Linked DNA regions of Homo sapiens: all the other regions are linked to region 3. The links are chromatin loops, found by intact Hi-C in ENCODE. Cell type or tissue: B cell. All regions are shown on one strand. Each heading gives the region's core, and the rest is flanking DNA. Links, peaks and the distances in the headings are about the cores only. Region 1 overlaps LOC124903400 (a long non-coding RNA gene). Region 2 has its middle 22 kb from the start of LINC00221. Region 3 has its middle 35 kb from the start of LINC00221.

Evidence for each region. A loop is a pair of places that touch in the nucleus more often than their neighbours do. Peaks named below come from ENCODE experiments on the same cell type or tissue, not always from the same donor. Only the 100,000 strongest peaks of a DNase experiment are listed, where the experiment ranks them.
Region 1: a loop joins it to region 3, with 14 times the contacts of the local background. A loop is called at or near these places in 9 of 110 quality-filtered maps.
Region 2: a loop joins it to region 3, with 21 times the contacts of the local background. A loop is called at or near these places in 9 of 110 quality-filtered maps.

The regions. Positions count from the first base shown.
Region 1 is chr14:106,431,718-106,441,906 of GRCh38, reverse strand. All of the region lies in intron 1 of LOC124903400 (a long non-coding RNA gene), which reads right to left. It also overlaps IGH and the pseudogene IGHVII-40-1. Among named protein-coding and RNA genes, the nearest start is that of LINC00221, 46 kb to the left of the region's middle. In B cell, for the core only: CTCF peaks have their summits at 5,214 and 5,422 (motif pointing left); a DNase peak (open chromatin) is centred at 5,406; H3K27me3 peaks cover 435 bases.
Region 2 is chr14:106,455,723-106,465,911 of GRCh38, reverse strand. It overlaps IGH, the pseudogene HOMER2P1 and the pseudogene IGHV3-42. Among named protein-coding and RNA genes, the nearest start is that of LINC00221, 22 kb to the left of the region's middle. In B cell, for the core only: CTCF peaks have their summits at 5,528 and 5,728 (motif pointing left); a DNase peak (open chromatin) is centred at 5,751.
Region 3 is chr14:106,512,732-106,522,920 of GRCh38, reverse strand. It overlaps IGH, the pseudogene IGHVII-46-1 and the pseudogene IGHV3-47. Among named protein-coding and RNA genes, the nearest start is that of LINC00221, 35 kb to the right of the region's middle. In B cell, for the core only: CTCF peaks have their summits at 4,203 and 4,404 (motif pointing right); a DNase peak (open chromatin) is centred at 4,420; H3K27ac peaks cover 270 bases.

The DNA.
Region 1 (10,189 bases), core at 631-8,630, 80 kb after region 3:
TACCATCCTTCTACCATCCATGTTCCTGAGTTTAATTCTGTTGATTTTTAGAGCACACACATAAGTAAGAACCTGCAATGCTTTTTTTTTCAGTGCCTTGTCTTTTTCACTTAACATAGTGACCTCCAGTTCCATCCATGTTGTTGCAAATGACTGGATCTCATGGAATACCTAATTTTATTCGGTTCTTTCATATGACGTAGAGAAGCAAGCATGCAGTCTACAAACAACTGTAATTTTCACATTTACCCCAAATGAATTATTACTTATTTCTGTGCAGGGTCCAGGCACATAGTAGCCTTTCTCTTGAGGGACTGTTAAATTTAGAGTGAGATCACTTGTTTCTCATATTATTTGATTCCTGTCCATGTGCAGAGATCTTAAGTAATCTGCTTCTTTCTGCACACTAACTCTGACCTTCTCGACAAAAAGAGTAGAGATTTTCATGTTTCCTGAGTCTGGGGTAGGAGTTAGTCCTACACAACTCAGAGCCTGCAGAGACCTCCCAGTGCAGTTTTATAGACACAGGTGCTTTCTCATGGGGGGTGAGACCTCCACTTCCTGTGATTGCTGCTCAGATCTAACTGTGATTTCAGATTTAGGACACCATTAGGCTCTCAAACCATTTCTATTCTAAAAATCAGCCTCATCATAGAAAATGGAAATAATTCAATATCCATTTCCCTGACCGTATTTCATCCTTGTTTTTAATTTGGTGCAAGTTTATTACATATTTGCCTGAATCTAACTTCAGAATCAACTGAATTGGTCTAGAAATCTCAAAAATTGAACAGAAGTGGATTTTATTATTTTTACCAAAATGTGTGTAGGTAGGGTTTCCAATGTATCGTCCAGAACTTGTGCATGCTAACAACTGTTTTTCTCAGTCAATTATCAGCCTGGTGAAGCCCTTGCAAACCCCCTCACTCACCTGTGCTGCCTCTGGATTCTCTGTCACAATCAGTGCTTCCTGTAGGCACTGGATGGAAAGCACAGGAGTGGGTCAGGTGCATACGTGATGAGTGGAGGATGAATTCCAGCCCACTTATCATGAATTCAGACAAGCCCACATGTTCCCACATGCACTATATCTTCAGACAAGCAGATGTGTCTGCACATGAATTCTTCTTTCAGACAAACACGTCTGTCCCCTCATGGACTCTTGCCACACACAAGCACACGTGGCTTCTTGTGGACTGTACTTTCAGACAAGCACACATTGTTTCATGTGGACATCTTCCTCCCACAAATGCATTTTCCCCTGAGTAGACTCTTCTCCCACAAGCCCATATGTCCGCACATGGACATTTCTCACAGACAAACACCCATTTCCCCATGTAGTCCCTTCCCTCAGACAAGCACACGTATTCCCAGGTAGACTCTTCCCTTAGACAAGCACAGATGTTCCCATATGAACCCTTCCATATGACAAGCACACATGTTCCCATGTGAACTCCCGTATAACAAGCACACATATTTCCTCACGGGCTCATCACTCAGATAGGTCTGCATGTCCACATGTGGACTCTACTCTCAGACAAGCCCACAGGTCCTCACATGGACTCTTCTCTCAAACACCCGTTCTCCATTGTAGACTCTTCCCTTAGACAAGCACGCATTTTCCCATGTGAACTCTTCTGCATGGGAAGCACACATATTCCCACAGGGACTCTTCTCTGAAACACCCATTCTCCATTGTAGACTCTTCCCTTAGACAAGCACGCATTTTCCCATGTGAACTCTTCCGCATGGAAAGCACACATATTCCCACAGGGATTCTTCACTAAGACAAGCATGATTGTCTCCACTGTGACCCTTCCCTCAGAGAAGTACACTTGTCTACATATGGACTCTTCTCTCAGACAAGCAAACATGTCCCCACGTGGACTCTTTCTTCTGACAAGCACACGTGTCCCCGTGTTGTTATAATCATTTTCTCACCTCTGTCTCACAAAGTTCCCTGTCCTCCAAGAATAATTTTGACCTCTCACTTCTCATTCACACTATGGTGATTGGTGCACAGCATTTTCACCCAAGAGAAATGCAGGCAGCTCTCAGAATTTATTGTGATGGAGGCAGGAAGACAAACACAAAGATAAAACTTGTCGCTACCTTGCTGGGCTGTGTTCTGTGCAGAGTCTCTGAAGGCTGCCCTGGGGCTGTGTCCTAAGCTGTATCTCTCTGATTCCACTAGGAGAATGCACATAGAGAAATTCAAGCTGAATGGTGTCCTGATCCCTGCCTCATTCTGCTATTCTTCCCTATTCCTCAGAAATTCACCCAACATTGCCCTCTGTCTTGTATTGTCTACATTCTCACAGACTCTCTCATAGAACTTCAGCTTCAATGGTCAGAGCCCTGGTCACTTCTTCCCAACTCTCCGCACATGCCAAGTGCACATTAGAGACTCAATAATGAGGCTCACCAGGGGCAGTAGTAGTTTCATCTATCACAGTGGAGATGAAAATCCATGATTTAAAATAGGTTTCTAAAAAAGAAAATATGTCTCACATCAAACACAAATGAGAGAATGCAACGGCATAATTCATTTTCAGGTTTTTCATATGTAAATCTCCTAAAGTGCATAATTTAGTTTTTAGTGTGGTTCCTGATCCATGAATCCTTTTGCCTTCTTCATTATCTTTCATTCAAACAAACAGAGACCATACCCACTGTTCACAGTGTAGCCTCATGGAGAACATCTTCACCAGTCAGCCCAGTCAGTGAGTGAGGCCTTTAAATCCTTCATGCTAATTCAAATTTCTGGCTTTATTCTTAGTAGACCCCAGGTTTTCGGGGATGTTGGGTTGTGCCAGCACTCCTAAATAAGGGAGATAGAAATTATTTCCTCAGGCATCCTCTTGCAACATTTGGACAATTGGCCATAGTTTGATTATTGAGGTGTGATGCATCAAAATAATGTTAGTTCAATCTTCTCTCAACCAGTCATTGAACATTGAAATTTTGTAATTATTTATTTGGATATCTCTGAAGTTTACCTCTTGAATATTTAAGTCATATTATAAATAGTTTAAGCTGCCTACTAGGTAAAATGATCTGCTGCAGAATTTTGACTTCCTTGCTGTGCATTTTTGCATTTAAATTCAAGTTTCTATTACTCGTGTGTCTAGAATGTAAAAATACGTCTTACATTTTCTCGAATTTTTCATTTCACTGGAGTTTCCAGAAGATGAGAAAACCTCCCTTGTGTATAAAATACCTGGTAACACATTGCTCAATAGTTTCGTTGCTGAGACCAGCTCAGTCGGGAGACCCTAACCCAGCGGTGCTAGAGGAATTAAAGACACACACAGAAATATAGAGGTGTGAAGTGGGAAATCAGGGGTCTCACAGCCTTCAGAGCTGAGAGCCCTGAAGAAAGATTTACCCACGTATTTATTAACAGCAAGCCAGCCATTAATATTGTTTCTATAGATATTAAATTAACTAAAAGTATCCCTTATGGGAAATGAAGGGATGGACCGAATTAAAGGGGGTGGGTCTGGCTAGTTATCTGCAGCAGGAACATGCCCTAAGGCACAGATCACTCATGCTATTGTTTGTGGTTTAAGAACGCCTTTAAGCGGTTTTCTGCCCTGGGGGGGCCAGGTGTTCCTTGCCCTCATTCCGGTAAACCCACAACCTTCCAGCGTGGGCATTATGGCCATCATGAACATGTCACAGTGCTGCAGATATTTTGTTTGTGGCCAGTTTTGGGGCCAGTTTATGGCCAGATTTTGGGGGGCCTGTTCCCAACATTTCCTCTTTAATTTTTTTCTCCTCTCATATTGTACTGTTATAAGCAATGAGATATCAGGACACATCATCAACACTTTGCTAAGAAATATCTTCAGCTAAATTCCCAGAGTGTCATATACTAATCCTAATTTTAACTAAGGTAACATAATTAAGATACATTCTATAACAAGTCACACATTTTATCCAGTATCCAGTAACATGTTTGTGACAGAAACAAAGCAGGTGCTTCCTCTGCAAAGGGTCATCTGAGGTCTGAGTTGAGGGTCACACAGGTATTTTTCTGGTTTACAAGGGTGGGAACAACAACAGTAATAACGACTCTGAACAGCACTGGCCCTTCCTTGAAAGGTTGCAGGTAAAGCTACTGCTGCTATATCAAATTAACACCTTACTAGAATAAAGCCCAGAGGGAGGGTCCACATGCTAGGTCACAGAGTGAGGAGAAATGGAGCTGTGCTCTGCTCTCCACACTACCTACAAGACCCCAGACACACGCCCAGGTTCTACTGATGCAAGGCATCTACAGTGCAGTTCTAAGGCACCTGCTTCCTGGGGCAGGGAGCATCCTCCTGTCAATTGTGCACCTGCTCCTTCTGCAAGCTATTAAGTGAGCACTTCTATTGCCATGAATTATACATGTTCTCTCTCTTAACATGTATATTGAACATGCTTACTTACTTTGCATTTTATTTTTCTCTGAAATACACTGGATGAGCAGAAGAAAATAAATCACACCCCTGATGCTTTCCACACATACAAAGATTCCTGAAGACAGAGCTGACTGATATCCTCACCAGTAGACCACTGCCTTTCAGAGATGATCTTGGTATTCAAGTTCCAGCAATTCTTGAAGTTAAAGGGCACCTCTATCTCCTCTCCACTGCTTTGCACCTCACCTGATATCAGCTTTCTCATTAGAATGCCTTGTGTTTAAGGAATGAGAGTTCCTGTCACAGGTGCAAAGGCCCAGGTTCTCCCGCTGGCTCCAGTCCAGGGCTAGGGACACCTGTAAGACCATGATATCATCTGATACATAACCTTTACATCATAAGCTTTACATAACTTTTACATACATAACATCACACATAGCATTCAGGATACACACATCAGATCACCTTTACATGCTCTAACATGTAAAGATTAGGAAAGTCATCAAGCTCATTCTTATGTCAAAAAACATCTGCACAATTTGAACATCAACAATTTTTGAAATCTATCAAGGAATTGAAATTGCAAGGGAAATTACCCATTCCAAATACTGAAGATACAGACATGTCCAGGATCAGAGGTGACACTGGCTGAACTGGAAAAGAACTTGAAGAAAGCACGAGTTGGTGAGAGCACACACATGGTAAATGCTATGAAAGCCTAAACGGCAGATGTGGACTAGGGTGAGATTCCTGGGGACCTACACTCCGTAGTCTTCTGAACTTTCCTTCAAAATCTTCCAGATTCTCAGGTATACAATCCAAATAATTTTTTTATGGGTCTGAATTGGGGAGGATTAATTACCGAGAAATGTACCAAGAGCCTTCTAAAAAAAAAAAATCCTGTAGGAAATGAGATTTTCCAGAACCTGGAGGAACCTACAGTTCCCTAAAGACAGACACTGAGGAGAATAAATCTCGACAGCGCCACCTGGAGGTGGAGGTGAAGAGCTTCCTGGAGGAGCTGGACGGGAAGATCCACGACCTGAATGACTCTCGCCCAGGCCTCCCAAGCTGGGCACCGACAACTAGGGCTGGTGGAGGCCCGGGATCCCCACCGTGAGTCCCAAGCATGTGTGCGAGACCAGATGGCGCTAGGACGTTCCCTGTGTGCGTTGCTTCTGTAAATGCAGACGCAGTTTGTCGTGTTTCCAAACCAGTTGTGCCGTCCACTCACTCCTTTCCAGAGTAGAAATCTCCTCTCCGCCGGGCGCGGTGGCTCACGCCTGTAATCCCAGCATTTTGGGAGGTCGAGGCGGGCGGATCACGAGATCAGGAGATCGAGACCATCCTGGCTAACACGGTGAAACCCTGTCTCTACTAAAAATACAAAAAATTAGCCAGGCGTGGTGGCGGGTGCCTACAGTTCCAGCTACTCCGAGGCTATGGCAGTAGAATCGCTTGAACCCGGGAGGCGGAGGTTGCAGTGAGCCGAGATCGTTCCACTGCACTCCAGCCTGGGCGACAGAACAAGACTCTGTCTCATTAAAAAAAAAAAAAATAGGCTTTAGGAAGTAGCTCCTAGATGGGCAGAATCGGTTTAACCCTGTGTGTCCACAGGATCTGGAGCCTCTCTCTCCTTAGATTAGGCCACCTCCTCAGGATTACAGGGCTCTTCAGTTTTCTCAACATGCTGTTGTTGCCCCAAATAAACACAAAAGCACTTTATTTTCTTATGCTTACCTTTAATTTTTCAAAACAACATAAAGGTGATAATTTTAACAATAAACATATTACAACCTACTATACATGATACCCTTCCTGTAGTTCGAGGTTTATTCTCAGGAATTTATATGTATTACTTATTTTCAATTGCTTTCTGATATGGGATGTCAATGCCACTTTATTACAGTCTTTATTCTTTTAAGTTATCTCTAAAATCTCTAAAAATTAATCTTTCCAAAGCACCACTCAAAACCAGTGTATTATTAGAACTTGTGGGTGTAATCGTTGGACCAATATTAAGAATAAATTCTTAATGGACTAACTCAGATATAAAATTTCTGTCCTTCCTCTCTCTCTACATATATACATAACGACTTTGAGGTTTCAGTTGAATCAGTCCATTCATTGAATGTATGACAATAGGTTGATCTAATTGTATACGTTAAATAGCATGAAGAAACCTCAACAATAGCAAAAGTAGCCCCTTACCAAAAACAGCTCTATAATGTTAGATTCCACTTATGAGAAGTTCAAAAGAGAAAAACATGGATCTGTATTGTCAGAAATCTAAACATTTCCGCACGCAGGAGCTGACCACAGGCACAGGAAGACCTGTGTTGGGGGATGGACTTGCTCTTCGGTCTACCTTAGGTGCCGGGGACAAGAGTATTCACGTTTGCCAGAAACTCTCTAGTGACAAATTCCAGATCTATGCATTTCCTCTTATATGTAAATTTTCTCATAAAAACAAAAAATAATGTATAAAATAATTTAAAATTCAGAACATAATAAAAATGACATTACATGCCTATCCAAAACATTCAGTAATGAACATTATTATATGAATTAATAAAATGCATTCAAATATACCTACTGAAATTAACTTCTGGAAAATAAAAAGATAAGGGTAACATCCGTAACTTAAAAATTAATAAGCATATATTTCATAGAGAAGAAAAAGGTAGTCAAGACATATGTGGAATGTGTATTCTTTTTTCCAATCAAATGTCATTAAACTATTTAAACAATTTTTTAACCTGTGTCATAAGTATAGATTACTAATATTTGTCTGATATTACAATGTGAACAAGTTTTAAAGAAAAAAGGATATTTGACAGCATGTGAACTAAATTGAATTTATTCTTAATATTGGTCCAACGATTACACCCACAAGTTCTAATAATACCCTGGTTTTGAGTGGTGCTTTGGAAAAATTAATTTTTAGAGATTTTAGAGATAACTTAAAAGAATAAAGAATGTAATAAAGTGACATTGACATCCCATACATAACAACATATTGATCTATTTTTTGTTGATGGACTTTAAATTTGTTTCTAGTTTATGAATATTATAAGCAAAGCTGTTACAAATACCTTAGTGTAAGTTTTCCTATGTTGTCTCATTTTTATTGTGAAAACATGACGTATGCATTTCTTTCTTGTAAGAGTAATTTTAACTTTTTTCAGTTTCATTGAGGTATATTTGAAAAAATTTTTTAAAAGTATATGGTTGAGGAACAATGCACCACTTGATGCTTTGTCTTAGGCCATTCTCACATTGCTATAAAGAAATGCCTGAGACTAATTTGAAAAAAAGAAAAAGATGTTTAATTGGCTCATGATTCTGCAGGCTCTATAGGAAATGTAGTTGTTTATTCTTCTGGGGAGACTCAGGAAAGTTAGAATCATGGCAGAAGACAAAGAGGAGCAGGGCAATCACATGGCCAGAGCAGGAGCCACAGGAGGCGTGCAGCGGGGGGCGGGGCGGGTCTACACACCGTTAGACACCAGATCTTGTGAGAACTCATGCACTGTCATGAGAACAGCAGCAGGAGTTGTTGCTAAACCATTCATGAAAGACCTACCCCATGACCCAGTCATCTCCCAACAGGTCCTACTTTCAGGAATGAGGATTATAATATAACATGAGATTTGGGTCAAGATACGGATCCAAACCATATCAGATACACATTGTAAAATGATCATCGTAGTCAAGGTAATTTGTGTGTATATCATCTCACAGAGCTACAATTTTATTTTTTTAAATTTACTGCATATGTGTGTGTGTCTGATGAGAACATCTAAAATCTACCCTTTTAGCAAAAATCGTTTTTACAGTAAAGTATTAACTATAGGAACATTGCTGTACATTAGATTTCCAGAACTCATTCACCCTGCACAACTGAAACTCTGTACCCTTTGATCAACATCACCCAAATTCCCTCTCCTCCCAGGTCCTGACACCCTCTAGTCTACTCTCTTCTTTTAAGACCTTGGATATTTTAGATCCCACACGTAAATGAGATCATGAAGCATTTGTCTTTCTGCATCTGGCTTATTCCACTCAGCATCATGTCCTCTAGGCCCATCCATGTTATTGCAAATGTCAGAATTTCCTTCTTTTCAAAGCGTCATAAATTTAGTTTTATGTATACACATTTTATTTATACATTTATCAATGTATGACCCTTAAATTATTTTACAAATCTACACTATTATTAATAATCTTGCAATGAACATGTCTTTTGCATAATAATTTTATTTCCTTTTAATATATAACAAGAAGTGGAATCACTAGATCATAAGATAGTTTTATTTTCAATTTGTTAAGTAACCAATCCTACCACATCATATAAGGATTCCTTTTTCTCCACATTGTTGCCAACATTTTTAAAGTTTTGTCTTGCTGATAATAGCCATTTTAACTGCTTTGAAGTGATATATCATTGTGCTTTTTATTTGAATTCCCCTGATAATTAGGAATATTGATAAACTTTTCATTTTCCGTTTGCCATGTGTGTGTCTTCTGAAAAAAAAATCTATCCAGAATTTTGCCTTTTTTAATCGGGTCACTTGTTATTTGTTATTGAGTTGTATGGCTTATTTATATATTTTATTTGAACTTCTTGTCAGATATATAATTACACATAGTTTTTCCTGTGTTTTGGTATTAAATTCAAATAAATCAGTTCTGAATCAATGACAGGAAGTTTTTTCTTTTTCCATGTTGTCTATGAGTTTATGGTTTCAGGTATTATGTTCATTTTTAGTTGATTTTTATATCATGTTAGAGGAGGCCTAATTTTATTTCTTTTTATATGGATGCCCAGTTTTTACACCATTATTGAAAAGACTGTCCTTTCTCTACTGTGTGTTCTTGGCACACTCCATCAGGAAGAGACATAATGAAAAAAGTATATAAGATGAATATTCCTGATGAACATAGATCTAAAAGTCCTCAACAAAATACTAGCAAATAGAATCCAGAAGCACTTTAAAATGTAATACATCATGATCAAATGGGATTTACCCTGGGATGCAAGGTTCATTCAACATCCACAAATCAGTAACTGTGATTCGCCATGTGAGCAGAATAAAAGCAAAAAACATAGGATTATCTCAATAGATCCTGCAAAAGCATTTGATAGGATCCAACATCCACTCGTCATAAAAACCTTCAACAGACTAGGCATCAAAACATACCTCAAAATAATAAGAGCCATCTGTGACAAACTCAGTAAACATCATGCTAAATGAGCAAAAGCTCAAACACCTTGAGAACTGGAACAAGAGAAGGATACTGTCTCTCACTACTCCTATTCAATATAACACTATAAATCCTAGTTAGAACAATCAGGCAGGAGCAAAAATGAAAGGCAGCTGATGTGGTTTTGATTTGTGTCCCCACCCAAATCTCATGTCAAACTGTAATCCCCAGTGTTGGAGGTGGGGCCTGGTGAAAGGTGATTCGATCATGGGGTTGTGTTTTCCTCTCTCACGCTGTTCTGGTGACAGAGCTCTCAGGAGATCTGGTTTCTAAGTGTGTGGCACCTCCCCCTTGTCTCTTCCTCCTGCTCCTGCCATGTAAGACATGATGCTTCCCTTTCTGTCATGATTGTCAGGATCCTGATGCCTCCCCAGCCATGCTTCCTGTACAACTCGCAGAACCATGAGCAATTAAAACTCTTTTCTTTATAAATTACCTAGTCTCAGGTGTTTATAGTCTGAGAATGGACTAACACAGCATCCAAACAGGAAAATAAGTCAATCCATCTGTCT
Region 2 (10,189 bases), core at 1,072-9,071, 57 kb after region 3:
GCATGAAACGACTGAAATATGGGAGGATAGTGAGATGGGTTCTCTCTTTTTGAGTTTTATCTTTTGCTTCTTTACTAATTTTTGTTAATCTGGATTTGGAGAATGACTAGTGTAAAAGTGGATTCTGTTTTGAGTCCCTTAGAATGGAGGAGAATGTGTGGGCCAATGTTGTGCCCAGAGACTACTACAGAACAATAGTAGATGAATGTACATGACCCAAACACAAAGCTTTGTGGTTGCTGATGGGAGAGCTGCACTGCCCTGGCCTACTGGATAACAGCTTCTCCAAAGTGTATTTACCCTGACAATGGAGATTGCCTTTCTCTTTTAAGTGAAAAAAATGGAACACTACAATAAAGTAGTGGTAATGCTGTGTGTGTATGTATAAGACATTCTGGAGTGGGTTTGTGATAATTGGGATATGTATCACTTATCCTTTTATTTGTATAAATTTATGGGGTGAAAGTGCCGTTTTGTTACATGGATATATTGTTGAGGGATAAAATCTGGGCTTTGAGTATAGCCATCATCTGGATGGTGTATATTGTACCCATTAAGTAACTTCTCATCCCACATGCCACTCCCACCCTCCCAACCTTCCAAGTCTCCAATATTTCTTATTCCACACTCTGTATCCATGTGTACATATTATTTAGCTCTCACTTATATATGACATGTGGTATTCAACTTTATTCTTCTGAGTTCTTTAACTTAAGATAGTGGCCTACAGTTTCATCCATGCTACTGGAAAATACATAATTTCATTCCTTGTCTATTATTGAGTAGTAATTAAATGTGTATATGTACATACACATGTATAGTGTGTGTATGTGTGGGGATGTGTGTGTACATATATGTATATGTATGAACATATACGACTGTTTCCTTTATCTAATCATTTACTAATAGAAACTTAGTTTGGTACCATGTATTTGCTATTGTGAATAGAGCAGCAATAAACATATAAATGCAGGCATCTATCTGATATAATAATTTATCTTCCCTTGGGTAGATACCCAGTAGTGGGACTGCTGAATGAAATATTAGTTCCAATATTAATTATTTGCAAAATCTCCATACTGTTTTCCATAGAGCTTATAGTAATTTACATTTCCACTAGCAGTGTATAAGCACTCCTGCTTCTCTGCATCCTTACTAGCATCTGTTTTTTGTTTTGTTCCATTTTTCTTTTTGACTGTTTTAATAGTAGCTTTTCTGACTGGTATAAGATGGTATCTCACTGTGTCTTTAAATTGCATTTTTCTGATGATTAATGTCATTGATTATTTTTTCATATGCTGGTTGATGATTTTTTTGTCTTTTGAAAAATAAACATTGTAGTAATTTGCTCATTTTTAATGTGGTTATTTGTGGGTTTTTGTGTTGCTTTTGTTTCTTGTAGTTTGTAAATATTAGCTCTTTGTCAGATACAGAGTTTAAAAATAGTTTATCCCATTCTGTACGCTTTCGGTTAAGTTTTTTGATTATTTGTTTTGCTGTTCAGATGCTTTGCTTCTTATTTGTATTAAGTCCAAATGGTCTATTTCGGTTTTTATTGTTTACTTTTAAGGTTGTAGTCATGAATTCTTTGCCTAGGACAATCTCCAGAACAATATTTCCTAGAATAGCATCTGCAACTTTCAGACTCTCAGGTCTCCCAGTTAAGTCTTTTATCCATATTGGCTTAATTTTGGATATAGTGAGAGATACGGGTCCAGTTTTATTCTGCTGCAAATGGCTGTTCAGTTTTTCCTGCACAATTTATATAACAAGGTGACCTGTTCCCAGTGTATGCTTCTTGTCTAGTTTTTCACAGTCAGTTTGGCTGCAGGCATTTGACTTTATTTATGAAATGTCTATTCTGTTCCACTCATCTATGGCTTTCTGCTAGATTGTTACTTGATTGTTACTTGTGTATAATAATGCTACTGGTTTTTGTATGCTTTTTTCATTTATTCTAAAACTTTACTGAATTAACTCATCAATTCTAGGAGTATTTTGAAAGAATATTAGTTTTTTTAAGTACAAAATCATATTATCAGCAAACACAAAGAGTTTGACTTCCTCTTTTCCAATTTGAGTGCCTTTATTTCTTTCTCTTGCCTAATTTCTCTGGCTAGGATTTCAAGTTCCATATTGATTAAGAGTGGTGAAAGTGGGCATCCTTGACGTGTTCTGAGTCTTAGGAGGAATACTTTCAACATATTCCTATTCAGTATAATGTTGTTTCGGAGTTTGAAGGTGATTTATGGAGAATGAGAGATGTTGAGTGCGAGTGGACATGAGTGAGAGAAACAGTAGATATGTGTGGCCGTTTCTGACCAGGGTGTCTCTGTGTTTGCAGGCGTCCAGCGTGAGGCGCAGCTGGTGGAGTCTGGGGGAGGCTTGGTACAGCCTGGGTGGGTCCCCGAGACTCTCATTTGCAGCTTCTAGATTCACCTTCAGTGACTTCTGAATGCACTGGATCCGCCAGGCTTCTGGGAAAGGGCTGGAGTGGGTTGGCCGTATTAGAACCAAACGTAACAGTTACACGACAGAATGCGCTGCATCTGTGAAAGGCAGGTTCACCATCTCAAGAGATGATTCAAAGAACACACTGTATCTGCAAGTGAATACCCTGAAAACCGAGTACACGGCCATCTATTACTGTACTAGAGACAGTGAGGGGGAGGTTAACGTAGGCCCATACACAAATCTCCCTGCAGGGGCGCGCAGGGCCAACTGGGGGCGCTCGGGACCCACTGAGGATGGGACAGGTCCCAGGGGCGGGTGCAGGGGGAGGTTTCCTTTCTCAGCTGCAGGAGGCGGGTTTGTTTTTGCAGGAATATGGAGTCTTATGAGGTTTTGATATTTTACTATGGTTATTTATCATGATTTTTTAAAATTGGGATTTGTGTTTTAGTAATTTTTAAATTTATATGTAGGGGTATTTTTAAAAATTAAGTTTTAGGGTACATGTGCACAACGTGCAGGTTTGTTACATATGTATACATGTGCCATGTTGGTGTGCTGCACCCATTAACTCGTCACTTAACATTAGGTATATCTCCTAATGCTATCCCTCCCCCCTCCCCCCACCTCACAACAGGCCCCGGTGTGTGTTCCCCTTCCTGTGTCCATGTGTTCTCATTGTTCAATTCCCACCTATGAGTGAGAGCATGCGGTGTTTAGTTTTTTGTGATTGCAATAGTTTGCTGAGAATGATGGTTTCCAGCTTCATCCATGTCCCTACAAAGGACATGAACTTATCATTTTTTATGGCTGCATAGTATTCCATGGTGTATATGTGCCACATTTTCTTAGTCCAGTCTATCATTGTTGGACATTTGGGTTGGTTCCAAGTTTTTGCTATTGTGAATAGTGCCACAATAAACATATGTGTGCATGTGTCTTTATAGCAGCATGATTTATAATCCTTTGGGTATATACCCAGTAATGGGATTGCTGGGTCAAATGGTTATTTCTAGTTCAAGATCCCTGTGGAATCGCCACACTGACTTCCACAATGGTTGAACTAGTTTATAGTCCCACCAACAGTGTAAAAGTGTTCCCTATTTCTCCACATCCTCTCCAGCACCTGTTGTTTCCTGACCTTTTAATGATTGCCATTCTAACTGGTGTGAGATGGTATCTCATTGTGGTTTTGATTTGCATTTCTCTGTACCCTAAAACTTAAAGAATAAAAAAAATCCTTCAAAAATAATTCTTCCTAATAATATGCACTTATTCTCCTAGGTTGTATTAACATCTGTTGATATCTTCAACTACATAGCTATGGCGACATTAATTTACATCTGTAGACATATGTGTAAATACACAAACTTATGCATACATGTCTAGTCTTTTATATTTAATATAATAAAATCATTATAAAATATGTCCTAATGAATGAAACTTAATGATTAACTAAATATAAATTATAGTAATCCATTATTCATTGCAATGATTCTCTATAGTTTACATAAATTGGTATCTATTTGTAAGCTTAAATATAGTGTATTGGTCATTTTAAAATGGCCAAGAACAAATTTCAAATGTCCCTGTCACACAAACACACACAATAAGGATTTGAGGATTTGAGTTGATATATATGTCAATTAGCTAGATTCAGTTATTCCATATTGCATTCATAAATCATAACATAGCTTTGCACTCTATAAATACATAGTCAAAATTTCTCAATTTTCAATGAAATTTTAATTATACATTTTTTAATCCGTCCTAGGTCATGATTTTTTTCTCCCTGTCAGGATATGATTAGATTGTCCTGAGAAACTCATTCAGCCTCCTGCCTCCTGAAGGCTTCAAAGGCTTCAGGAAGTAAGCTCCTGGATGGGCAGAAGCAGGCAAATCTTTCATGTGCACAGGACCTGGAGCATCTCTCTTTGGATTAAGCCCCCTCCTCAGGATTACAGGGCTCTTCATTTTTCTCAACAGGCTGTTGTACCAGATAAGCACAAAAACTTAATTTCATTATGCTTTGCTTTTTTTAAAAAAAAAAAATGAAGGTAATAATTTTAACAATAAACATATTACAACCTGCTACACATGAGACCCTTCTTGTGCTTCGACCTTTCTTCTCAGGAGTTTATATGTATTACATATATTCAGTTTTTTTCTGAGTTGGAATGCTTATTACAGATTATTCCCCTTATTACAGATTACTCTTTTAATTTATCTCTTAGAATGATTTTTCGAGAGCCCCTGCCTGCCCGCGCCTGGTGGAATGGAGCGGCGCCTGGGCTGAGCCAGGCGCGCAGGGGCCTCCGCACGTGCCGCGCCGGTAGCAGACGCCAAGCGGGCGGACAGTGAGCGTGAGAGGCCGGGTCGGAGTGGCCGCCGGAGCAGTGCCGGGGATGGAAGAACAGCCCATCTTCACCACCGGAGCACAGGTCTTCCAGATTGACCCCAACACCAAAAAGCACTGGATGCCTGCGAGCAACAGGCGGTCACCGTTTCTTACTTCTATGATGTCACAAGGAACATCTATGGGATCGTCAGTGTGGACGGAGCCAAGGTGACCATAAACAGCACAATCACACCGAATATGACCTTCACCAATGTGTCACAGACGTCTGGGCAGTGGGCCGACAGCAGAGCCAACACGGTGTTTGGTTTGGGGTTTTCCTCTGAGCAGCAGCTGACAAAGTTTGCAGAGAAATTCCAGGAGGTGGAGGAAGCGGCCAAGACAGCCAAAGACAAGACCCAGGAGAACATGGAGCCCTCGAGTAATAATCCCGAGAATCCGGGCATGGAGCCCCATCTTCTACTCCGGCATCCAGTGTCAACGGGACGGACGATGAAAGGCCTCTCAGGCCGCTGCAGCTGACACGCACCTGCAGTCTGGGAACCACAAGCTGAAGGCGGCCTCGACGCAGAGAGCTGCCCACGGGAAGAGGTGGGAGATGGAGCTGCAGATCCGGCGGGAGAGCGACGCCCGGCTGCCCACGGCGCTGCAGGAGTCGGTGGCCAGCGTGGAGCAGAGGAAGAGGCCGTGAGATCCACAGAGAGGAGAAGAACACGCAGCTGAAGAGGAAGATCGAGGAGCTGGAGGCGGAGCTCCGAGAAAACGAGAAAGAGTGGAAGTCCCCAAAAGCAAAGTAAAACTACTCCTCAGCTCAGGTGAGTGCAACTGTGTCTCTGAGAAGATGGAGGCGGCAGAGAGAGGATCAAAACCTGGAAGACAAAGTGCGTTCCCTGAAGAGAGACACTGAGGAGAGCAAATCCAGACAGCGCCACCTGGGGGTGGAGGTGAAGAGTTTCCCGGAGGTGCTGGACCGGAAGATCCACAACCTGCCTGACTTCCGCCCAGGCCTTGCATACTGTGCACCAATAACTAGGGCTGGCCGAGGCCCAGGCCCCTCCTGTGAGTCCCAAGCGTGTGTGCGAGACCAGATGGCGCTAGGACGTTCCCTGTGTGCGTTGCTTCTGTAAATGCAGGCGCAGTTTCTTGTATTTCCAAACCAACTGTGCCGTCCACTCACCCCTTCCCAGAATAGAAATCTCTTGTCCAGGCACAGTGTCTCACGCCTGTAATCCCAGCACTTTGGGAGGTCGAAGCGCGGGAGGATCACGAGGTCAGGAGACCGAGAGCATCTTGGCCAACATGGTGAAACCCTCCCTGTCTGTACTAAAATACAAAAAATTAGCCAGGCTTGGTGGCAAGCACCTGTAGTCCCACCTACTTGGGAGGCTGGTGCAGGGGAATCGCTTGAACCAGGAGAGAGAGTTTGCTGTGAGCCGAGATCGCACCACTGTCCTCCAGCCTGGGCAACAGAGCGAGACTCCATCTCAAAAAAAAAAAAAAAAGAAAAAGAAAAATTTCCTCTCGCTTCTCTGGCCTTGTGAGGTTGTGGACAACTGGAAGATTTTGACTCAGGAATCCAGAACTAGGTCTACCTTCAACATTTACACAGTCAGGCCAGGGATGTTTATATTTTTCATAAGGGCTGTTGAAACCATATGAACTGAAAAAAAGCACTTTCTAATCCAAATATTGATATTCTTTACACCAGGTCATCGGGCTCCTTTTATCGAATAGCATTCAGGGTATTTGAATGTCCATCAGGCGCCAGGCCCAGGGGGCACAGGGAGAACAACATTCCTCTCCGTCAATAACGAGAGGCTTTAAAACAACTGTTTAGTGGAGACTTATCGAGATGGCAAACAGGTTTCTGGTGGGTACATTTTCTGGCCTGGGGATCACCTGCATCCACGATATTGCCCTCTGCCCCCCAGTTTGTATGGTTGCGACAATGTTCCTTTTCTTGGTTTTAATTTCTGAGCGGATGATTGTGGTGCGGGAACAGCACACAGTGAGGGTGCCTAGCACAATGCCTGGTGCAAAGTAGGTTTTTTATAAACGTTTGTGCGGCTCACACCTGTAATCCCAGCAATTTGGGAGGCTGAAGCAGGCGGATCACCTGGGGTCGGGAGTTCGAGACCAGCCTGACCAACATGGAGAAACCTCTTCTTTACTAAAAATATGAAAAAAAAAATAGCCGGGAGTGGTGCATGCCTTTAATCTCAGCTACTCGGGAGGCTGAGGCAGGAGAATCACTTGATACCGGGAGGCAGAGGTTGCAGTGAGTGGAGATCGTGCCATTGCACTCCAGCCTGGGCAACAAAAGTGAAATTCCGTCTCAAAAAAATTTTTTTCTAAAGCCCCACTCAAAACCAGGGTATTATTAGCAGTGTAATAGTTGGACCACAGTTGAAAATACATTCAATTCAGTTCATGTGCTCTCAAATATCCTTTTTCGTTTTAAAGTTGTTCTCAGTTGTAATATTACTCAAAATATTAGTAATTTATACTAATGACACAGGTTACAATATTGTATACATAATTTAGTGACATTTGATTGGAAAAAATACATGTTCCCCATGTCTTGAGTATTTTTTCCTTCTCTATAAAATGTATGCTTATAATTATTTAAGTTTCAGATGCTAGCATTATCTTTTTGATATCTGGGATTTAATTTTAGTAGGTATACTGGAATGCCTTTTATTAATTCATATAATAATGTTCATATTTTAGATAGGATTTTAATATTAATTTTACTATTTACTGAATTTCAAACTTTTCTACTTTTTTTGTTTTTATGAGATAAAATTCACACATAAGAAAAAATGCATAGATCTGAAATGTGTCACTAGAGAGTTTCTGGCAAATGTGAATACCTTTGTCCCCAGCACCTAAGGTAGCCTGAAGAGCAAGTCTCTCCCCAAAACATGCGTCTTTTTCTATGCCTGTGGTCAAATCCTGCATGGGGAAAGGTTTCGATTTCTGACACTATAGATGTATTTTATTCTGCTTTGAACTTTATATAAATGGAATCAAACATTATAGACTTTTTTTGGTAAGGGGCTACTTTTCTATTTTTGAGGTTAATTCATGCTAGCTAATGTATAAAATTAGATCAACATATTGTCGTTTATTCAATTCATAGACAGACTGTGATATGAACCACCAAAATTTTCATGTACATGGAAAGAGAGAGAGAGAAAGAGAGGAAGCAGAGATATTTTATATCTGAGTCAGTCCATTAAGTAAATAAATGACAATATTTTCATTTATTTTTATGTCAGTGGACTTTAAATTTGTGTCCAGTTTATGAATATTATATGCAGAGCTGTTACAAATAGCTTAGTGTAAGTTTTCTGATGTTCTATTTTTATTGAGAAAATATGAAGTATGTATTTCTTTATTCTAAGAGTAAGTTTAATTTTTTTCAGTGGTATTGAGGCATAATTGAAATATTTTTATAATATATATGTTTAAGGTGCACCAATTGATGTTTTGATATTGTATTAGTCCATTCTAACACTGCTATAAAGAAATGCCTGAGGCTGAGGTGGGCGGATCATGAGGTCAGGAGATCGAGACCATCCTGGCTAACACGGTGAAACCCCGTCTCTACTAAAAATACAAAAAGTTAGCTGGGCGTGGTGGCAGGTGCCTGTAGTCCCAGTACTCCGGAGGCTGAGGCAGGAGAATGGCGTGAACCTGGGAGGTGGAGCTTGCAGTGAGCTGAGATTGCACCACTGCACTCCACTCCAGCCTGGGCGACAGAGCGAAACTCTGTCAAAAAAAAAAAAAAAAAAAAAAAAAGCTTGAGACTGAGTAATTTGGAAAAAAAAAAAGATGTAAGATGTTTAATTGACTTGTGAGAACTCAACTCATGCATTGTCATGAAAACAGCACCAGGAGTCAGTTCTAAACCATTCATGAAGGACCCACGCCATGACCCAGTCACCTCCAACCAGGTCACACTTCCACAATTGAGGATTATAATACGACGTGAGATTTGGGGTAGGACACAGATCCAAAGCATATCAGATATACATTGTAAAATGCTCATCATAGTCAAGGTAATTTGCATATCCATCTTCTCACAGAGCTACCGTTTAATTTTTTTTAAATGTAGAGCTTGTGTGTGTATGTGTGTCTGATAACAACACCTAAGACCTACTCTTAGCAAAAATCACTTTTACAATATAGTATTAAATACAGGAACATTGCTGTGCATTAGATCTCCAGAAATGATTCAGCTTGCACAACTGAAACTCTGTGCCCTTTGACCGATATCACCCAATTTCCCTCTCCTCCCAGGTCGTGGGACCCAGTACTCTACTCGCTGCTATCAAGAACTTGGATATTTTAGATCCTACATGCAGATGACATCGTGAAGCATTTGTCTTTCGGCATCTGGCTTATTCCACTTAGCACCATGTCCTCTAGCTCCATCCGTGTTGTTGCAAATGTCAGAATTTCCTTTTTTTTTTTGAAAGCCAAATGAAATTCAGTTTATATATATACATTTTCTTTATACAGTCATCAATCTATGGTCATTAAATTCTTTCACAAATCTACACTATTATAAATAATCTTGCAATTAACATGTATTTGACATCATAATTTTATTTCCTTTGACGATATAACAAGAAGTGGGATCACCAGGTCATATGATAGCTTTATTTTTCAATTTATTGACTAACCAATCTTACCATACGATATAAGGATACCCTCTTCACCACATTCTTGCCAACATTTGTTATCTTTTGTCTTGCTGATAATAACCATTTTAAGTGGTGTGAGGTGATATCTCATTGGGCTTTTTATTTGAATTCCCCTGATAATTAGGAATGTTGAGTACCTTTTTAGGATCTGTTTTTCATCTGTGGGTCTTCTGAAAAAAAATCTAACCAGGTTTTTGCCCTCTGTATTAGGTCAGTTGATATTTGCTGTTGAGTTGTATGGTTAATTTATATATTTGGGTGGAACTTCTTGTTAGATATATAATTGCACATAGTTTTTTTTACTGTGCTTGCTTTTGGTATTAAATTCAAATAATTTCTGAATCAATGACGAATATTTTTCCATGTTGTCTATGATTTATGGTTTCAGGTTATGTTCATTTTTAGTTGATTTTTGTATATGGTGTTAGAGAAGGTCTAGTTTCATTTCATTTTTTTTTTGCACATGCATGACCATTTTCTACACCATTGATTGAGGAGACTGTCCTTTCTTCACTGTGTGTTCTTGGCATACAAAATTAGGAAGACACATAATTAAAAAAGAAAACATCAGATGAATATTCCTGGTGAACATAGACCTAAAAGTTCTGAGCAAAATACTAGCAAATAGAATCCAGAAGCACTTTAAAATGTGATACATCATGATCAAGTA
Region 3 (10,189 bases), core at 1,257-9,256:
TAAAAAATGTCTTTTGGGAATGGCACTAACCACGCATTGTTTCTGTGATTACTTTTCTTCCAAGCATGCCATAACTTTGGAAAAATTAATTTTAATTTGATTGAGAGCTCTCTCAGAAACCTTTGGTTACACTAGGCAAAATCCAAAATCAGGAGCCAATTATTGTAAAAATCAGCCATAGTACACTGTGCGTCTGTGTGTGTGTGTGTGTGTGTGTGTACATGTGTGTTTTAATTTTTGCGAGCTTTGAGCCATGTAGTTCTCTCTGTGGAGATGCTATTTGGCGTGACTTTGAATAGAGAATTCTAAAAGAAATAAGAAGCTCCTATGAGTTCTCTGAAAGTTTCTGGACTCACCATGGATCTTGACTGTGTCACTGCATCTGACAGTCCCAGGGAACAGACTCTCTGGTGGTTTCATAGAATCTATGCTTGGGCTCTCCCTGCAGTTTACTGGGTATAGTAATGACAAATCACTGTTTCAAGAGACAATTTCAAAAGCATTAGATGCTGCTGAGAGAGGATTGTGAACCAGGGAACTGCCCCTTTCTTCTTGGAGAGCGACATTGGGAGAATATGCTCTGTGAGCCCAAACAGCATCCTCCCCTGCAGGGTGAGGGCAGAGCTGCAGGACAGGCCCAGAACCCACTCCACACAGATGTCAGCCCTGGAGCTGCTGCAGAGGAGTCTGAGGAGAAAATTTTTCCAGCACCTGAATTACACTTATTTCAAAACAAAAATGCAATTAAAAAGTTAAAACAAGTAATTAATGTCCAGGCACAGTGGCTTACACCTATAATCCCAGAAATTTGAGAGGCTGAGGTGGGAAGATTTATTGAACCCAGGAGTTTGAGATCAGTCTGTGAAAAATAGTGAGGCTTCATCTTTATTTTTGAAAATAAAAATAAAATAAAACATAAAAAATTTAGCAAAAACTACAATGCGTCTTTACATACCCCATCATACTTGAAGCATTTACCTAACCCAATGAGGTGATGAGGACCCAATTTGAAAGGAGAAAATTTTAGACTTTTCATATATCTTAATAGTTGGAAGATGTAGAAGAAATATATTTATATCAATTAAATGTGTGCAAATATTGACAGACACACCATACCAGGAGTTCAACTTGCAAAGGGTAAAACCAAAAAAGTTTGAGATTGTTAATGTGCCATTTGAAGGTGAGATCGTTTTGAGGACCATGTCCTGTGAGAGTTTGTTTCTCTATTAGAGGAGTTCTGTACTCATAAAGTTCTGGACATGCCAGGAGACAAGTATCAGTAAACAAATATCAGAACTTGAACTTCAGCTTCCCACTCTTGCATTCTCCATGTGTCATCTCTCTACTATTTCTCATTCTAGATCAGGTCTTTAGCTATGAAATATTCCACCTAATTAACATGTAAATAGATTGAAGTCCACAGAGTTAAATATGTATATTTTCTCCTGTTTTTCCCAGTTGTTCCCTCCCACAGCTCCAATATTCTCCACTGTTACCATCACCTTCTAGATCTGCTGCCATGCCCTGCAGATTAAGGATTTGATTCCACGACAGAGAGGAGGTGCATTTCAATGGAACTTTGGTGAGAACCTCGGTTTTTATCCCATTTCCTCTGGGGCTCCACCAGTGCATCTGGAATAATGGGTTCAGTGGCTGGCCCCTGCAGGGTGATTCCTTAGTTCTGTAGTGAAGATGAGGGAGGTGGGTCTGAATGCATTTCAGAAGTATGGGCTCTCCTCTCTCAGACAGACACTTTGGGAAAATAAGATTTTTCTGACTGCACCCATTCTAGAACAAAGGAATTCAATTGGATAAGAATGCTGATAAAAAAAAACTCAAACCAAATTAAATTTAAAGGAGTTTAATTGAGCAATGGATGATTCATGAATTGGGCAGCCCCCGGAATCACAGCGGATTGAAAGAGAATTCAGTGCAGCCATGTGGTTGAAGAAGATTTATACATTTTTTTAAATGATGTACAGAAATCAGAAGTGAGGTACAGAAACAGCTGGATTGGTTACAGGCTGATGTTTGTCTTATTTAAACACAGTTTGCACACTCAAGAGTGTATGAGTGGTTGAGGTATGGCTGCTGAAATTGGCCAACGCTCAGCTGTTGGTGAGGTGCTCAGGTACATACTCCTGAGTTAGGTTTTCAATCTCGTCCACCTATTCAGGTAGGTTACAGTTTGTCCACAAGGACTCAAACATAGAAGTACGGAGTCCTCCTCAGGCCATATTTAATTCACTTTATCAGTGCCCTTCAGCATATGGTTCCTGAGAATTTCACACGGCAACATGTTTACCACCCTAGAATTTAAGCAATCCAATACATGTAATAGGCTGTATTTCACATGGCAACTTCTGCCTCAGTTTAGCTAACACTATGGCTTTGTTTCTCTCTACAAGAACTCATTTCTCCCAAAATTTCCATTTTCCTGAAAGGAAAATAAATCTTTGGGACCCTCATATCACTAAGCCAAAGGGAAAAGCCAAGCTGAAAACTGTTTGGGGCAAACCCACCTTCCATTCTTTCCCTAAAATGATAGCTGTTAAGGTGTTTACAAGCTACATATCTCCTTCAAAATTTGACCGCACAGAAAATCCTTGTTGACCAAGGACATTGTAGACCAAGCAGAGAGTCATTTCTCTGCTCACGTAAGTCAAATGCATATCTGATTGCTCCCTTTGCTCTATTGTTTCACTAAGCCAGACTAAGGCCTATGTGACTATTCCTGTAAACTGTGCATTCAGTTAAAGGCTAATCAGAAACTCAAATAATGCAACCATTTCTCTCATACCTACCTATGATCTGGTAGCTCTCCCCCCAACTTCAATTTGTCCTGCCTTTTTGAACTAAATAAATATACCTTACATATATTAATTAATGTCTCATGTCTCCCTAAATTGTGTAAAACCAAGCTGTGTCCCACCACACTGGGCACGTATCATCAGGACTCCCTGAGGCTGTGTCACAGGCATGTCCTTAGTCCTGGAAAAATGAACTTCCTAAATCTATTGAGATTAGTCTCAGATACTCTTTGGTTTATAAGTATGTTTTCTATCTCATAACTTCAATTATCTGAAATACTAAAGGAAATCTGCCAAATAACACATTATCTTGTTTATCTGTTATTGTTGTTGCAAAAATAAATATATTTATATAATTTATGTATAATTGATCATCTTTGTACATTACCAAACTGAGTAGCAGATTTGTTAGTAAGACCCAATGTAATAAAAAATTCAAATATCAATTAGCAACTTAATAGAAAAACAAATTACGCTACATTTGTTTGCCGAAATGCTACCAATTTTTATAAAAAAATAAACACATATAACATAAATGGTTTAATTCTCAGTATTTCTATTGAGAAAAATAAGCCAAATACATAAGCGAATATACTATATTATTTCATTCTTATAAATTCTACCAAATAAATACTAGTCTAAAGAAATATGAAAACATCAGTAGTTTATAAAGAAATGGTAGAAAAAGGGAAGGGGAAAAAACAAATAATATAAAAGATCAAGAGGAATGCTGAGGGGAGTTGACTTGTTACCTCATTGAAAATAGAGATTATTTTTTCAAAGTTTACTATTGCACATGTTAAATATGTGAATTTTATCATCTGTCAGTTAAAACTCATAAAATTTATTACAAGTAAACAGCCGACATTTTATACAAAAAAGGGATGATAGGAAGAAACAAATAAATACATTAAATGTCAGATACACCAAAAACTTATCTGCCTGACCCCTAGTTGTCTCCGTAATTTTTGGATGAAAACCAGCCCACCCCTGACCCTGCTGCTCTGGGAGAGGAGCCCCAGCCTTGGGATTCCCAAGTGTTTGCATTCAGTGATCAGGACTGAACACACAGGACTCACCAGGGAGTTTGTGCTAAGCTGGGTTTTCCTTGTTGCTATATTAAAATGTGATTCATGGAGAACTAGAGAGATTGAGTGTGAGTTACATGAGTGAGAGAAACAGTGGATATGTTTGGCAATTTCTGACCTTGGTGTCTCTGTGTTTGCAGGTGTCCAGTGTGAGGATCAGCTGGTGGAGTCTGGGGGAGGCTTGGTACAGCCTGGGGGGTCCCTGCGACCCTCCTGTGCAGCCTCTGGATTCGCCTTCAGTAGCTATGCTCTGCACTGGGTTCGCCGGGCTCCAGGGAAGGGTCTGGAGTGGGTATCAGCTATTGGTACTGGTGGTGATACATACTATGCAGACTCCGTGATGGGCCGATTCACCATCTCCAGAGACAACGCCAAGAAGTCCTTGTATCTTCATATGAACAGCCTGATAGCTGAGGACATGGCTGTGTATTATTGTGCAAGAGACACAGTGAGGGGAAGTCAATGTGAGCCCAGATACAAACTTCCCTGCAGGAACGCTGGAGGAAACCAGCTGCAGGGGGCGCTCAGGAGCCACTGATCAGAGTCAGCCCAAGAGGCAGGTGCACACAGAGGCTGATTTCCTGTCAGGGTGTGGGACTTCGTCTTTTTACCATTTCTCTAGGGAACCTCTCTAAGTTCAGAATTCTGTGCTTACCAGTGTCATCTCTACATGTTTTTTAATGATTATTTTAATATGAGAACCTATTCTTACATGCACAAAATGCAGATGGATGCTTACAGAGATGAAAAGTCCTCAACCATGGTCACCAGGATCAGCCTTGAGGAAACTCAGGGGTGCCTGGTGAATCTTCTCCAGTCAGACTCAGGACAGAAACCTCTGTGAGATTCCCTGACTAGATCAGTCTTCAGGAATTTTGATACCAGCCAATAGAGAGGCTGGGACAGGGTCAGTGTCATGTAGAACCTCACAGGTTTCACGTCTGACCCTTCTCCTTCTCCTGACACTAAAGTATGCAAATCAGTATCAGCACTGATCTGGGTCCCCTTTTGCTCTTAAACCATTCTATTTCTTTTTATTTGTTGTTGTTCTTGCTTTTCCTCGTACTTCTCTTGCTCCCTGTAAAATGGGGAGGTGTTTCTTGCTGCAAAAGCCCCAAGCCTCAAGCCCATTCCCTGCAGCTCAGGCGGGGCTCAGGCTGTGGCTCCTGCAGCCACATGGGAGTGGCTGTTGGGGCTTTCTCTTCTCCCATTGCTCAGCACCCTCCAGTGTGTTGTGTGGAGACTACCTGGGAACGAATGTGGACAACAGGAGTGAAGGGGATGAGCTTGCGTGGACAAAATGGGATGTGGATGTGAAATTTATCCTGTGCTGTACAAACAACCACAGATTCAACTTCCTCACCAGTAGTATTAGAAAGAGGGTGTGAAAGTTGTCAGAATAAAAATGGAAACACTTGTGTTAACACCCTGACAAATGGAACTAGGAATGACCATGAAGAAGTTTCTCATGCATATACTCCAGAAAACAAGAACTACCGTAAATGGATTCTGCTTAACCACAGCCTTGGATAGAAGAAACCACAACCTTACAAAAATCACTTCTACAAGGATATCTTCCCAGCAACTCCCTGTTTAACCCTACAGTGATGCCACCCTTAGTCCTACAAAAATCACTTCTACAAGGATATCTTCCCAGCAACTCCCTGTTTAACCCTACAGTGATGCCACCCTTAGTCCTGATTCTAGGAGCACAGGATAATCCTCTCAAAATGACTTATGTAACCCACCTCATTTTCACTGCGTAAACCTATGGATTCACATCCTGGAGTCACTGCTGCATTTGTTCTTAATGGTCATTAGCCCCTTTCACAATATTTGAGGCTGTTTTTCTCTGATGTCTCTTCTAAAATAAAGAATTTCCAAGTGGACAGCAGTAAAGAAGCTATTTAGGAAGATGTAATGGGAAGGCATCTTTAACATTCTGTTGAATGTTTCCACATGGCACTTCAATCCCCTAAAATACTTTGCTGTATCAGCATGTGATGAATCGGAGTATAATATTGAAGGTAAAATGGGAAATACATGGGCTTTTGATGAATCAAGTCATAGGATGAGAATGTCTGTGTCCTTGAGGAAGGAGACCATGGGTTGTAAGTTCTAGTGGAGGTACCTTTGGCAAAGGGAGTTCATGAGTTTCTGAACCTTATGCTACTTTTAATTTAAGGAAGCAATTTATGATGTATGTTTACTTAAATCTTTCCAGAGACATTTGTCAGTAAGGACAGGGTAGCATTTGTGTAATAGTGATGACTTAGAGAGTTATTTTGTAATTGCTCCTGTAAGGTATGCACATTGCTCACTTGATACAGAAGTTCAAATGTCACAGGTGGAAAAACAGGAATAAAGGTGGGCAGATCACAAGGTAAGGATCACAAGGTTAACCATCCTGGCTAACACGGTGAAACCCCATCGCTACTAAAAAATACAAAAAATTAGCCAGGCATGGTGGCGGGCACCTGTAGTCCCAGCTACTCAGGAGGCTGAGGCGGGAGAATAGCGTGAGCCCGGGAGGCAGAGCTTGCAGTGAGCCGAGATCACACCACTGAACTTCAGCCTGGGCAACAGAGGGAGACTCCATCTCAAAAAAAAAAAAAAAGAAAACAGGAATAAAGCAAATTTTATGAACTGTCATGACTGTAGTTTTTGGCAAGGACATTATCATGTCAACCTGTAAATAAACAGACAACAATAAAACATATCAAATCCATGGGGAGTCTGACCTGTGTCCCTCTGTCTTATAAGCACAAGGCTTTGCCACATCCAAAATATTATTCAGGCTCCAGGGTATAAAATGCTTTTGGACTGTGGAAGGTAACAGCTCTCCCCTCAGGCAGGGGTAAGGTATCTGGGGAATGCAGAGTTGTGTTCATAAGGAAGATGTCATTATCGTGTCTTCTCCTGTGCCTGGTAGCAGGTCCTGAAGGTGAGCGTCTCAGATGTCAGACATGGGTCTATCGGGTTAGGATAGGTACATGTGACTGACAGGGACTGATTCTCCATGTAATCACATGCCCTGTCCCAGGAGCAGCTGCAGGAGTCAGCCCTGGACCTGAATAGCACACACTTACCCTCTGCCTCACCTACACTGTTACTGGCCACTCCGTCACAACCAGTCCTTACTAGTGGACCTGGATCTGCCGGCTCTCAGGGAGGGGCTGCAATGGATAAAATCCATTGCTAGTGGTGGTGGGAGTCCATTTGTCTTGTGGAAAATGGCAGCATTTCCTTATTTTATAAGGCATAATAATGCTATGTTGTGTACACATACCACATTGTCTTTATCCATTTGCCCATTGACAGACACTTAGTTTCCATATCTTGGCTGTTGTGAATACAGCTGCAATAATCACAGGAGCGCAGGTATCTTCACAAGGCGGTAATTTCATCTCTTTGGGTATATTTCCATAAGCTGCATCACTGGTCATATGGTATTTCTGTTTTAATTCATTTAGGAGCCACCACACTGTTTTGCCTAATGGTAATGATGGGAATACAGAATGTCATAGCCGCTACGAAGAACAGTTTTAGATTTGAGGTATAATCCAAAAGCAAATAATGTTTGATCAGGGTTCTCATATGAGGCTCTAATAAATAAGTCCAGAAAGTTTTCCCATCTTGGGCAAGGATGAGTTTGCCCCTAATTGTCTTTGAGGAAGAAGATTGGCAGAACGTGAGATGGAGTCTGTTGGCAGGATTCAGGATTCAGTAATAACTAGTAATGGCACAGAAAAATAGAGAGATAGAGACATACAGAGAAAGAGAGAATATGAATCTCATAAGAGGAAAATTTGCTAAATATCAGCATTGGGTTTTCAGTCATAGACACATTTGTATGAGCCAGGAACCATGGAGTCAAGTGAGGAGTGGAGAATATGTTCAGTCCAAAAATCAGCATATTCTCAGAGGCACCCATTGCCCCATCACACAGGTGGAGAATTTTGGAAACCAGTGAAGTGCGAGTTCACATTAGGTGATTAAGCTACCATGTTTCGATAAACTTTCATTAACATGCAAAGTACTTCCATAGATAACTGATGCACAAATATACGAGATGCCTTTTTGCGTTTATGGATGTCTAGAGAAAAATAAGTGAGAAAATTTTTCCAGGTTGCAGAGATCTGTTTAAGTTGCAGATTCCATAGGAGAGTGTCTTTGAATGAATACTGTTCTATTAATTAAATAGGTCAAAATTCCCTCTGTTGGAGCAGCCTTCCAATTATATAGATTTCTTTATAGCTTCTTGAGTTGTGAAACATAAACCCAAGGATTGACTTACTGGAATATGACTGCTGTGTTGATTAAATTTCTGATAAGGTTTCTTCCAATGATTTGAGAATAGCTTTCCTGTTTTTTTACTCAAGGAAATGAATTTTCACAAGGTCTCAGGACATCACGTTTCAGGTGCTTTAGTTAAAGAGACTCTTCTTGGGGGCAGTCAGCTTTCTTCCAACCATGAGCTCATTTCTTCAGCAAACCATTCGCTTTGTGCCTCTATTAAGAATTATGAAGCTTTTGTACTTCAATGCACTGAAAATCATGCCCCTTGAATTAAATGTTGATTGGCACTGACATGAATTGGCCACTCTTGTATATGTGTCCTATGTTATGGGCTCAACATAACAGTGGACAGAGAATCGTCCATTAGCTGCCTCTGATTGTGGCACTGACCAGATTGAGAATCCTCAGAGTCATCCATGAAAAAGAGAGTCCTTAGGTTCATGAGGTTCTTGGAGACATTCAGGTAAGTGGAGGAGAGAAACAGGATTGGGGGCTGCCAGCCATTTCAACAAGACTGGGAACAATTATCATCTACGTTTAAAGGTCTACATCATTCCAAACACCCTCCAGGTTTCTCTGAGTTCATTGTGATGATTACATTCAGCTGCTTCTCCAGTGAGTTTAAATGAGCATGTGGCAATTCAGATGAGCCTGGCTGTGGGGTTTATTATATGTAAATCTGAACTACATAAACAAAGAGGGCATGTCTGACCGTATGAGGGTGCAAAATCCTGGAGACCCCACACCCCACACTCTTGTGCTTTCTTTTCTCCAGCAACCTCCAGGTTTTTTTGTATGAGAATTGTAATAGATTATCTCATGGCTAAGTCATCAAGAGACGTAAACTCTGAGAAATACAAGCAGAAAATTCTCCAGATAGAAGATCCAGGGGAAGAACATTTCTAGCACCTTATCTATGTAGGGGAAGGCAGTCCATCTCCATTACAGACCCCTCACAGCAGCCTTCCTTTATAAGGAAAATGGGTCAAATTAGCCAATAGGGTAAGAATCCTATAATGTTCCAGCCAGAAAAGGGAAAGCATCAATTTGACTTCTGGAGACTCTGTATATAGGTCACATTCCATAGAAAGAAGAGCACTAAATTATTAAGATTCAATTGTAACTACATATGATACTTCCGGGATGCACAAATTAAAGATGAAAGTGTGACAATGCACAGGCTCTGTCAGAGAAGGAGAACGTAGGGAAACTGAAAGAGAATGGCAGAGAGTAAGACAAGGACAGAAGAGCAATATGAAGCCTCTGACATCAACTCTGTAAGGACAAGGTCTTGGCAACTCCCGCATTGACCACAGATTCTGTTACCATGGGCCATTTGCAGGGTTCCTAGCTAAGGAAAAAGAAAAAAAAAAAAACTGCATGCACTTCCCAAGTCTCCACTTGTATCCTGTTTTTCTTAGATCTCTAGGACAAAAAAAATGGCATAAACCTAGACCTAGTGTCAGTGTAGGAGGTACTTTCTTTATAGGCAAGACACTAGGAAGAAGGGAAAATGTGTGTTATTGGACTAGGAGATACAGAGATGGCTTTAATCTGAATAGATCTACACCCGCAGGTATTCTCGAATGCAACATTCAACTACAAGAGCCTAATGAAGAAACACGACCCTCCCCAAACCCCTGCAAGCTCTTGTATTCACTGTGTCTCCACTGATTTAGTGCACCTGGAGCTTCAGAGCACTGGCTCCCTCCTGTGTCCTAGAATCTTTTCTTTGGGTCTTTCTGCAGAATTCAATAGGATTAGTTAGGCTAATCAATTGTTTCAAGAGATGGTGTTGGCAGCATATATTGTCGCTGGAAGAGTATTCTAAGCCAGGACACAGGCACTTTATGCCGGACTAAAGACTCTGGAGAAAATGTTTTGTGAGCCCTGACAGAAACCTCCTTGAAAGGTAAGGGCTGGGCAGGAGGGGCACTCAGGAGCCACGCAGCACACGGTCCAGCCCTAGAACAGGAGGCTGGGGAGGAGGTT